Linked DNA regions of Homo sapiens: region 2 is linked to region 1. Evidence: chromatin contacts called from ENCODE Hi-C or POLR2A ChIA-PET data. All regions are on one chromosome and are shown on one strand. The core of a region is the stretch at or near the end of the contact, and the rest is flanking DNA. Distances in the headings are between cores, read along the strand shown. Region 1 overlaps DLGAP4 (DLG associated protein 4). Region 2 overlaps KIAA1755.

Region 1 (4,555 bases), core at 794-3,293:
CAACTCTTCACCAGGCCTACCATTCTGATTTCAAGGAGAAAAAATAAACAAACAAAAAACCCCTGAGGCTCAGAGAAGTGAGTAGCCCAGGATTACACAGACAGGAAGTGGAAAAGCCAGAATTTGAGCCCAGGCTTTCCTCCCAGAGCCAGTGCATTTAGCTGCTCTTTAGCCACGGCCTCCAGGGCTGGGAGTTAGGTGCCACCTGCCAGAGCCTGGCTGAGATCCTGGCCAGGCCAGTTCCCCAGTCAGGGCCTAAAAGGGCCTAAATGGGCCCTTTATTCCTGGGGTCTTCAGGCAGGGTTTGACTATTTCCTGAGTGGGTTAGAGGGTGGCAGCTCTGGCTCTGCTGACCATGAGGACAGGGGCCTGGTGACCGCTGGTGCAGAACCCCAGCACATGGCTAAGGTGCCCATGCTGCCTGTCCACTGTCCTCCTTCAGGTCCTGCTTCCAGACACATGGCCCCACATGCTCTGACTCTCTCACCAGGAACACCGGAACCACTCACATGGGTTCCCAGCCACTTAGGACTTCTCCAGCGTGGCTGAGTCTGGTTCTGGGGATTCCCAAGGGGGCCTGAGGAAGGCTCTTTGGACTCTCACCCCACCCCAGGTCCCTCAGAACAGCCCCATTTCCCCTTTTTTCTCTGTACAGAATTCCCACATGTTATTCTGAGACCTACCAGACTAATTCACTCTCTCATAGTACACATAAAAAAGGACCAGGAAGGCAAATGCATGAGCTGAGGATCTGGCAGCAGAGCAGGGACCCTTGCCTGGGGCTATGAGTGTGGGAATGTTCCTGGTTTCCCCCCAGCCTGGAGAACACCAGTTCCGGGCATTCAGGGAGGCATCCTCCCGTAGCTGAGCTCTGCCTCCTCTAGCCCCTGACCACTGACCTCCAAATAGTATGTCCAAATAGCATGTAGTTTCTGAAAAACCATTTCTACTACCACTGCAGCCATATCCAGTAAGCAGCCTGTCAGGAACCATCCACTCCTCACCCATTATGTATTGGAATCTGCCACAAACATCATTTTATTTATCCTCAGAGACCCACCTGCAGAGTCTGCTCTGCCAAGAGCTCTGCTCAGTGGTCCCTGCCCCAGCCCACCCTGGACACCTTATTACCATCATCCCTAGGAATCCAAGCTTTAAAGAGATGGTAGCGCCCAAGCTACTGTTACTAAATCACGATCTTGTTGTTTATCAAAGCTATAACCATTTGGCCGGGCATGGTGGCTCATGCCTGTAATCTCAGCGATTTGGGAGGCTGAGGCAGGGGGATCACTTGAGGTCAGGAGTTTGAGACCAGCCTGGCCAACATGGTGAAACCCTGTCTCTACTAAAAATACAAAAATTAGCCGGGCATGGTATCTCATGCCAGTAATCCCAGCTACTCAGGAGGCTGAGGTGTGGGGATCACTTGAACCCGGGAGACAGAGGTTGTAGTGAACCAAGATCATGCCACTGCACTCCAGCCTGGACAACAGAGTTAGACCCTGTCTCAAAAAAACAAAAACAAAAACAAAAAAACAACCCACGAGAAGCAGGTGCTAGTAAGCAGGAGAAACCGCCCAGTTACAAAGCTGCCTCGGCTCCAGCCCAGTGCAAAAACTTGACATGTGCAGCCCGCTTGGTCTGGTGAAGGACTGAGGGTAGAGAATGCAAAATGTGGCTTTTCAAATACTGGCTGTATCATACGAGCTTTGCTGCTACCTTTCCAAAGCCCTAAGATCCCAGAGCCCAGCCTGGGAAGTATTACTTGGAAAGAGCCTCAAAAAAACTACCCTCACTTCTGGAGGGCTGATGTCAATGGAGGGCTGACTTCAAACCCTGGCGATAGGTCACAAAAGCCCGGCTTTCACCAACTGTCATAGGCTGTGTGTCCAGTGTGCAAAGCCAGACGCTGCCAGGCCCTGTGCACCTCGATTGCTGGCCTCTTTCACCATTCTGAATGACCAAGCGAATCCCAGAATAGAAAGGCAGTGTTAACAAGCTCATTCACTGGGCCTGGAGTGGCAGGTGGCATATCAGGTGACAGGAGTAGGAGCCAAGATCCCTCGGCAGCCTAGAGTTGGGATGAGACGAATAGTGCAGGACTGAATGGGGAAAACCGTGAGTTCACTTCAGGTCAGCAGAGGTAATGCTGCCTGTCTCTGTGCCAGGCACACCCGGGGGACAGAGACACAGAAAAACAGAGGGATTTTTTTTCCCTCAGAGCTTATATTAAGACCCTGAGTTTGGGAACCCAAGTAAGACAATTACACAAGAAAAGCGGCATATGTGGAAAAATGGCTTAGTGACGTCAGCTGACCACAGACACTGAGGATGCACTGTTACAGGAAAGTCACAGGACCAGAGAGGGCGCAGTCCCCACTGAACTCTGGATAATACTGAGGGTATCATAGGTAATTCCAGGCAAGGGATATCGTCAAACTGGAACCTGAAGACAGAAGGTGATCCACACAGGGAGAAGTCTCAACTCCACCCCATTCCAGCAAATGCTTATTTACAGAGGGAAAGCCATGCACAGTGCCAGCCACTAGGGACCCAGAATGAGTAGTCCTTGTCCTCAAGAAACCCATAGAAATGTGGAGATGACAATGAAAAGCCTCCTCCACTGACTGGGCACTGTGGCAGCCATATGGAGTTGCATGAGAAAGCCCAGGACTGATTCAACAAGTGATTAGTGTGTCTGGGACGGACTTGTCACAAACGGGGCGTGTGACACATATGCACCAAAAGTTGTGCTTAGCGTAAAGTGAGGGATGGCTTGGAGAGGCTAGGATGGTCACCCTGGAGAAGAGAGACAATTTAAAAGGGCATGGCTACTGTCCTCAAATACCTAAAAGACTGTCAAATACACATGTAGCCCCAGAGGGTCACACTACAATCAGAGGGGAAAAGGAAGGTGGGGATTGTTAATGGAAGTAAATTTTGACTAATTATAAAGAGGAGCTTTCTAAGAAGCAGAGCTGGCCAAAGATGGAAGAAGGACCTAGAAAATGGCCAGCCAGGCTAGACACAGGCAGGATGGATGCCAGGGAGGAAACTGAAGTCCCCATGGGTGTGACTTTTAAGATTCCTACCGGGCCTGAGACGCTCTTTGCCCTTCTACTTTACATCCAGTTCTGGACGTGATACCACACATCATCTTTGTGTGCATGACATTCATAGTTCAACATTTTTTTTTTGAGACAGTCTCACTGTCATCCAGGCTGGAGTGCAGTGGTATGATCACAGCTCACTGCAGCCTTGATAGCCCGGGCTCAAGCAATCCTCTCACCTCAGCCTCCCAAGTAACTGGAACCACAGGGGTGCACCACCATGCCTGGCTAATTTTTTTAGTTTTTGTAGAGATGAGGTCTCACTATGTTGCCCATGCTGTACTAGAACTCCTGGGCTTAAGCAATTTTTCCACCTAGGCCTCCTGAAGTGCTGGGATTACAGGCGTTGAGTTACCGTGCCCAGCCAACTTTTTGTTTAGAGACAGGGTTTCACTCTGTCACCTAGGCTGGAGTACAGGGTGTGATCATAGTTCACTGTAGCTTCAACTTCCTGGGCTCAAGTGATCCTCCCACGTCAGCCTCCCGAGTAGCTAGGACTACAGACATGTACCACTGCTCCTGACTAATTTTTTTAATTTTAATTTTTTGTAGAGACAGGGTCTCACTATGTTGCCCAGACTGATCTCAAACTCCTGGGCTCAAGCCATCATCTCACCCTGGTCTTCCAAGTGCTGGGATTACAGGCGTGAGCCACTGGTCTTTTTTACCCCCCTACCTCCGGAGAATTGTTATCAACAAACAGCGAAATACAAAATGAGAATGTTCACACAGCCTAGCCACACGGGAAATCTTGTGAGGACTAACACCAGGGCTTCAGACAGCAAAGTCTGGAAGTAAAACACCTTCGTCTGGGAAGTCTAGCTGCATAAGAGCTCCCATCTGAGATGATAAATCCATCCTCAGAATAGGAGATCAGCTGATACTTGCTACCCTGCCCCCTTCAAAATACCTGCTATGACAGAAACTGCCAGTAGGTTAGGAATCCCTGGAATCAGCCTTCATTCAGTGTATGACTTAAGCTCCTGGGTCTGAATTTCTCCCATCTATAAAATGAGAATAATGCGGCTTGCCCTGTCTATTGCCCTAGGACTGCTGTGAGTTTCCCAAGACAGGTGGGAAAGGGCTTGGCAGGTGAGGAACTGTCATTACAATTGCCTGAGGAGCCTAAACATCTCCTGAGCAAAGGGCCCACGGAGCTGCTGCCCAATCCCAGGCCCTCCATGGACTCTGCATGCCAGAAGCTGAGGATTTCTGGCCTGGGGCAGAAATGAGGGGTCTCATCCTGTCCAAGGACTAAGTTCGGGAAGATTCATTGCCCTGCCCAGCACCCCCAACCATCCAGCCCCTCGACACCGCACTGTAGCAGCACCATTCTAACATTTTAGTGTAGGGACCACTGGCCTCTCTGCCTTGTCAATCACCCCTCTAACTCTCCATCACCCCCTTCATGCCAACACACCATGCTCAGCTTCCAGGCCTCTGTG
Region 2 (4,555 bases), core at 662-3,161, 1.7 Mb before region 1:
AAAAGGCTTCCTAGGGAATCCTACCCCAGACATTAAAATAGACTCTTGGTGCTGGCAGGTGGCTGGAATCTGCGTTTGTAGCCAAGTGCTCTTCCTGTGTGACTCAGCAAAGTGGGGGTGCATTTGGGGAACACCCGGGGCTGGGGCCTGAGTCCTCCACCCAAAGCCAGGTTTGATTCTTGCATTCCCCTCCCTGCCTTCCATCCAGACAGGCCCAAAGATGCAAGAGGCGTTGATCAGCCCATCTCCATCCATGCCTGTTGCCTCAGAGAGGGCCGACGGCTTTTAAAATGCTGTTGCCATAGCAACAGCATCCAGCCAGTGGGTACCACAGGCAGGGAGCCACAGAAACTGGGGTGCTGGGATGGAAACTGACTTGTGAGAGACCACAGCTACTGCTAGAAGGAAGGGGGGCAAAGCGGGCACAGGTAATCTAAGAATACTTGGGCGGGAGGAGTCCCCAAGGTTACCTTGTGCATCCCTCTGTCCCCAGAAAGAACTGTACCCCAACAATCTCTCCCCTCACTGCATCCCCTGGGGAAGAAGGGAATGCAGAAATGAAATGTCATAATGAGTAACAATGTATAAAAATATCGAATAATAACAGCTAACATTTCTTTTGCATTTTCTTTGTGCCTAGCTTTGAGCTAAATCCTCTAAAAGCTTTACAGGGCTTGTTGAATTTTTTTTACAACATTATGAGGACTGATTCCACCCTATTTTACTGAGGACAAAGCTGAAACTCAGAGAGATTTGGAGGTACCTTGCCCAGTGCCACAGTGAGGGGCAGAGCTGGACTTGATCTGGGCCTAGTTTATTGACTTTGCCCAAATATGCCCACAGTAGGGGCATGGCATGGCATGGCCTCCCCCAGAGATTCCCTGCGAGTGATGACATAGCTTTGAATCAGCAAAGCCTCAGCCCCTGAGAGACTGCTCTGAGGAGGCAGAGGCCACAGTGCCCCTCCATGGGATTTTTAAACAAAGTTTGAAGCCTGCTGTGGTGGAAGAAGATGGGCTTTCAAGGAACCCCAAGTCAGCCAGTGATGTGACTGTCAACATCCCACTGTGATGGGAACACTTTTTTCAAGCTCAAGGGGCTGGTAGGCAAGAGACAGAAAGAGAAGCACAGCCTGGAAGTCAGGCACTTCAGGTGCCACTCTGCCCTGTTGCTGATGGCCTGGTCACCCGAGGCAGGTTGCTTCCTCTCTCTGGTGCTCAGTTTACCCCATCTTTCCAATGGAGGCGTTGGATGGATGAGGATCTTTCTCATCTTGGAGAGCCCTGCTTTTGAATCCAGGCTTAACAGCCTAGTGCCTCTGAGTAGATAGGTGCTCCTCAGTTTTTCCATCTGTCCACTGGATTTGCCAAGCCTGCTGGGTCAGGAAAATAAGATCTCTGGATCCTTGTGTTCCACACCAAGACTTCTTCCTTTCCAGAGGAGTAGCCATCTTGTGAAGGAACAAAGCTTTGAAAAGACTTTTCACTGCTGGGCAGTGATGTGGGGCAGACATAGGACTGAGCCCCAATAGAAGTCTAGGCACTTTACAGTTCGCAAAGCACTTTTTGTCCATCTATTTCCCATCTGATATTTACTACAACCCTTTGGGTCACAGAAGTCATACTCTGAGATGGCCCCATTTTACAGATGGGAAGACTAAAGCCTGGAGAGGGGCAATGACTTGCCCAAGGTCACACAGCCAGGAAAGGGGCCAAGAAGGGGAAAGCACAGGGTCTGGGCCTGGTTCTGGATCAATGCCAAACCCAGGATTGTGGATGAGCGTGTGTTTTGTCAGCCACTTTGAGGTAGGCCCCTCACACCCTTGTGACACAGACAGGGTGGCTGTCACACCCACTTTAGACCCAGACAGGGTGGCTGGCTGGGGTCAGAATACAGTCTGACCTCATAAAGCAGAGATGTCCTGTTCTCCAGGGGCTGTGAATTGGCCTCCAGCCCAGGACAAATTTGCCTCGTCTCAAACCCCAGCTGAAAATAGCTCTCTGAGGCCAGAGCCAGAGAGTCCCCTGTAGGGTAAGTGCTCTGGATAGGCGGCAGGACTCTGGGGGTCCCATTGCCCTCTGCCTGGGGCATGCTGGGGAACTCTGGGTAGTCAGGTACTTCCTTAGGACCTCCTTTCCCCATCTGTGAAATGGAGGGATTAGGTCAGACCAGGAAGGAAAACTGGTGGTGTTTTGCATGTGGAATCTCTGACCTGCCCTTCCAGTCCTGCTTCCCTCTCTGTGCACTGACCATCCATCCAGGTACCCAGGCTGGAAACTTGCAAGTTGTCCTCAAACCTCCCCTTAACCCCTAAATCCACTCTCCTGATCTCTCTGTTATCTTCTACTTCTCTCTCCCTCCATCGTCCTCACCCTCATCCCAGCCTCCATCCTCTAGCCCCAGACAACTATAACAGGGTCCGCAGTGGTCTTCCTGCAGTCACTTGGATCCCCTTCATCTGTTCTCCACCCAGAAACTAGAGGGGTATTTCAAAATGTAATATAATGTCAGCCCCGCTTAACCCTGAACAGTAGCACCTCATAGCTCTCCAGATAGAAAATCCAACCTTTCTGTGATCTACAAAGCCTGTGTTGTCAGCCTCTGCCCTCCACTTCAGCCTCATCTCAATCTCCATGTCTTCTGAGTTCCAGAAGCACTAACTTGTTTTCATTTCCTCAGCCATTCCAAGCTTTTTCTGGGGTCAGGTTCCCCAGAAGTGGACCTAGGGGTGAGGATTCAGGTACAGGTGATTCATTGAAGAGGTGATCACAAGAGAAACCAGAAAGGCAAGCAGAACAGGGAAGGGAGGGAAGCCAAGGTGCAATTTCAGACCAAGTCCCTGCCTCTGCCTGACTGCGTGGGGGAACTCTGGAGGACATTTTACACCTCCAAGGCACTTCAGGCTTTCTGCAGAATCATGTGGCACAAAGCAGAGTCTGGTAGCTCCAGGGCAGACCTTGGAAGAGAGTTGCAAGTGTGGGCCCATAAAAGATAATATTCTGTATCAATAATATGTAAAAAGCTCTCACAGCTAAATACTACTATTAATAATAGTAAATTTTAAACTGGACAAAGGACCTGAATAGGCTTTTCTCCAAAGAAGATGTACAGATGGCCAATAAGCACATGACAAGATATTCAACATTACTGGCCATCAGGGAAATGCAAATCAAAACCACAAGGAGATATTGTTTCACATCCACAAAGATGGCTATAATAAAAAGACGTATAACAAGTGTTGGTGAAGATGTGGAGAAATCAGAACTCTCATACACTGCTGGTGGCAATGTAAAATGGTGCAACTACTTTGGCAAGCAGTTTGCCGGTTCCTCAAACTGTGAAACATCAAGTTATCATATGACCAAACAATTCCATTACTAGGTCAATACCCAAGAGAAATGAAAACATATCCACACAAAAATTTATACATGAATGCTTATTGAGAATTATTTCTGATAGTCAAAAAGTAGAAGCAACCCAAATGTTGATTAGCTGTTGAATGGATTTTTTAAAAACGGATTTTAAAAATATACACATAATGAAATATTATTTAGCCATTAAAAAGGAATGAAGTCACTTCCTAACATTTTACGAAGCCACTCTTATCCTGATATCAAAGCCAAATGTGGACATCACAAAGAAAATTACTAAACTTATGAATATACCTCATGAATATAAATGCAAAAATCCTCAACAAAATGCTAGCAAACCAAACATGACAGCATCTTAAAAGGATTATACAGCATGACCAAGTGGGATTTATTCTCGAAGTGCAAAGATAGCTAAACATAAGAAAATCAATCAGTGTAATATGCCAAATTAATGGAATAAAGGAAATTAAACCACACGACCATCTTAATCAATGCAGAAAAGGCATTTGACAAAACCCAATAGCTTTTCATGATAAAAACACTCAGAAAAATAGGAATAAAAGTGAACATACTCAACATGATAAAAGGCATTTATGAAAAACCCACAACCAACATCAAATTCAATGGTGAAAGACTAAAAGCTTTCTCTCTGAGGTCAGGAGAAAGACAAGAATGCCCACTTGCAGCACTGCTATTCAGTATTTTACTGTAAGTTCTAGCCAGCGCAGTTAGACAAGAAAAAGGGGAAAAAGGCATCCAACTGGAAAAGCAGAAGTAAAACTATTTATATATTTAAAAGATCAGATCTCATTATTTTATATCTCAAAAATCCCAAAGAATCCACACGAAAGCTACTACAGCTAATAAATTCAGCGAAATTTCAAGTTAGAAGATCAACACACAAAAATCAGCTGTGTTTTTATATACCAGCAACAAACAATTCAAAAAGGAAATTAAGAAAGCAATTTCATTTACAACAGCACTAGAAGAATAAAATACCCAGTACTAAATTTAACCAAGGAGATGAAAGATTTATACACGGAAACCTACAAAACATTACTGAAAGAAATTAAAGAAGACCTAAATAAATGGAAAGACACACTATATTCATGGATAGGATTGTTAAGACGTCAATACCACCCAAAGCAATATATAGGTTCAATGTAATCCTATCAAAATTCCAA

Evidence for each region. Hi-C counts contacts between places; a loop is a spot of excess contacts on that map. ChIA-PET counts read pairs that join two places held with the same protein, here RNA polymerase II (POLR2A).
Region 2: a map of posterior vena cava shows a loop between it and region 1 (24-fold over the local background). The contact joins two enhancer-like sites. A Hi-C loop is called at or near these places in 1 of 168 maps with a recorded cell type or tissue (posterior vena cava). POLR2A ChIA-PET finds 5 or more read pairs at or near these places in 1 of 52 experiments (AG04450).

The regions. Positions count from the first base shown.
Region 1 is chr20:36,479,644-36,484,198 of GRCh38, reverse strand. The region is part of intron 7 of DLGAP4 (DLG associated protein 4); the gene reads right to left. Among named protein-coding and RNA genes, the nearest start is that of MYL9, 60 kb to the left of the region's middle. Within about 2 kb of position 2,043, at least 14 of the 41 ENCODE cell types and tissues checked have a DNase peak (open chromatin) inside an H3K27ac peak, as active enhancers do.
Region 2 is chr20:38,206,559-38,211,113 of GRCh38, reverse strand. It overlaps KIAA1755, which reads left to right. Exons shown (of 14, transcript NM_001029864.2): 14 at 1-611. Among named protein-coding and RNA genes, the nearest start is that of TGM2, 44 kb to the right of the region's middle. Within about 2 kb of position 1,911, at least 6 of the 41 ENCODE cell types and tissues checked have a DNase peak (open chromatin) inside an H3K27ac peak, as active enhancers do.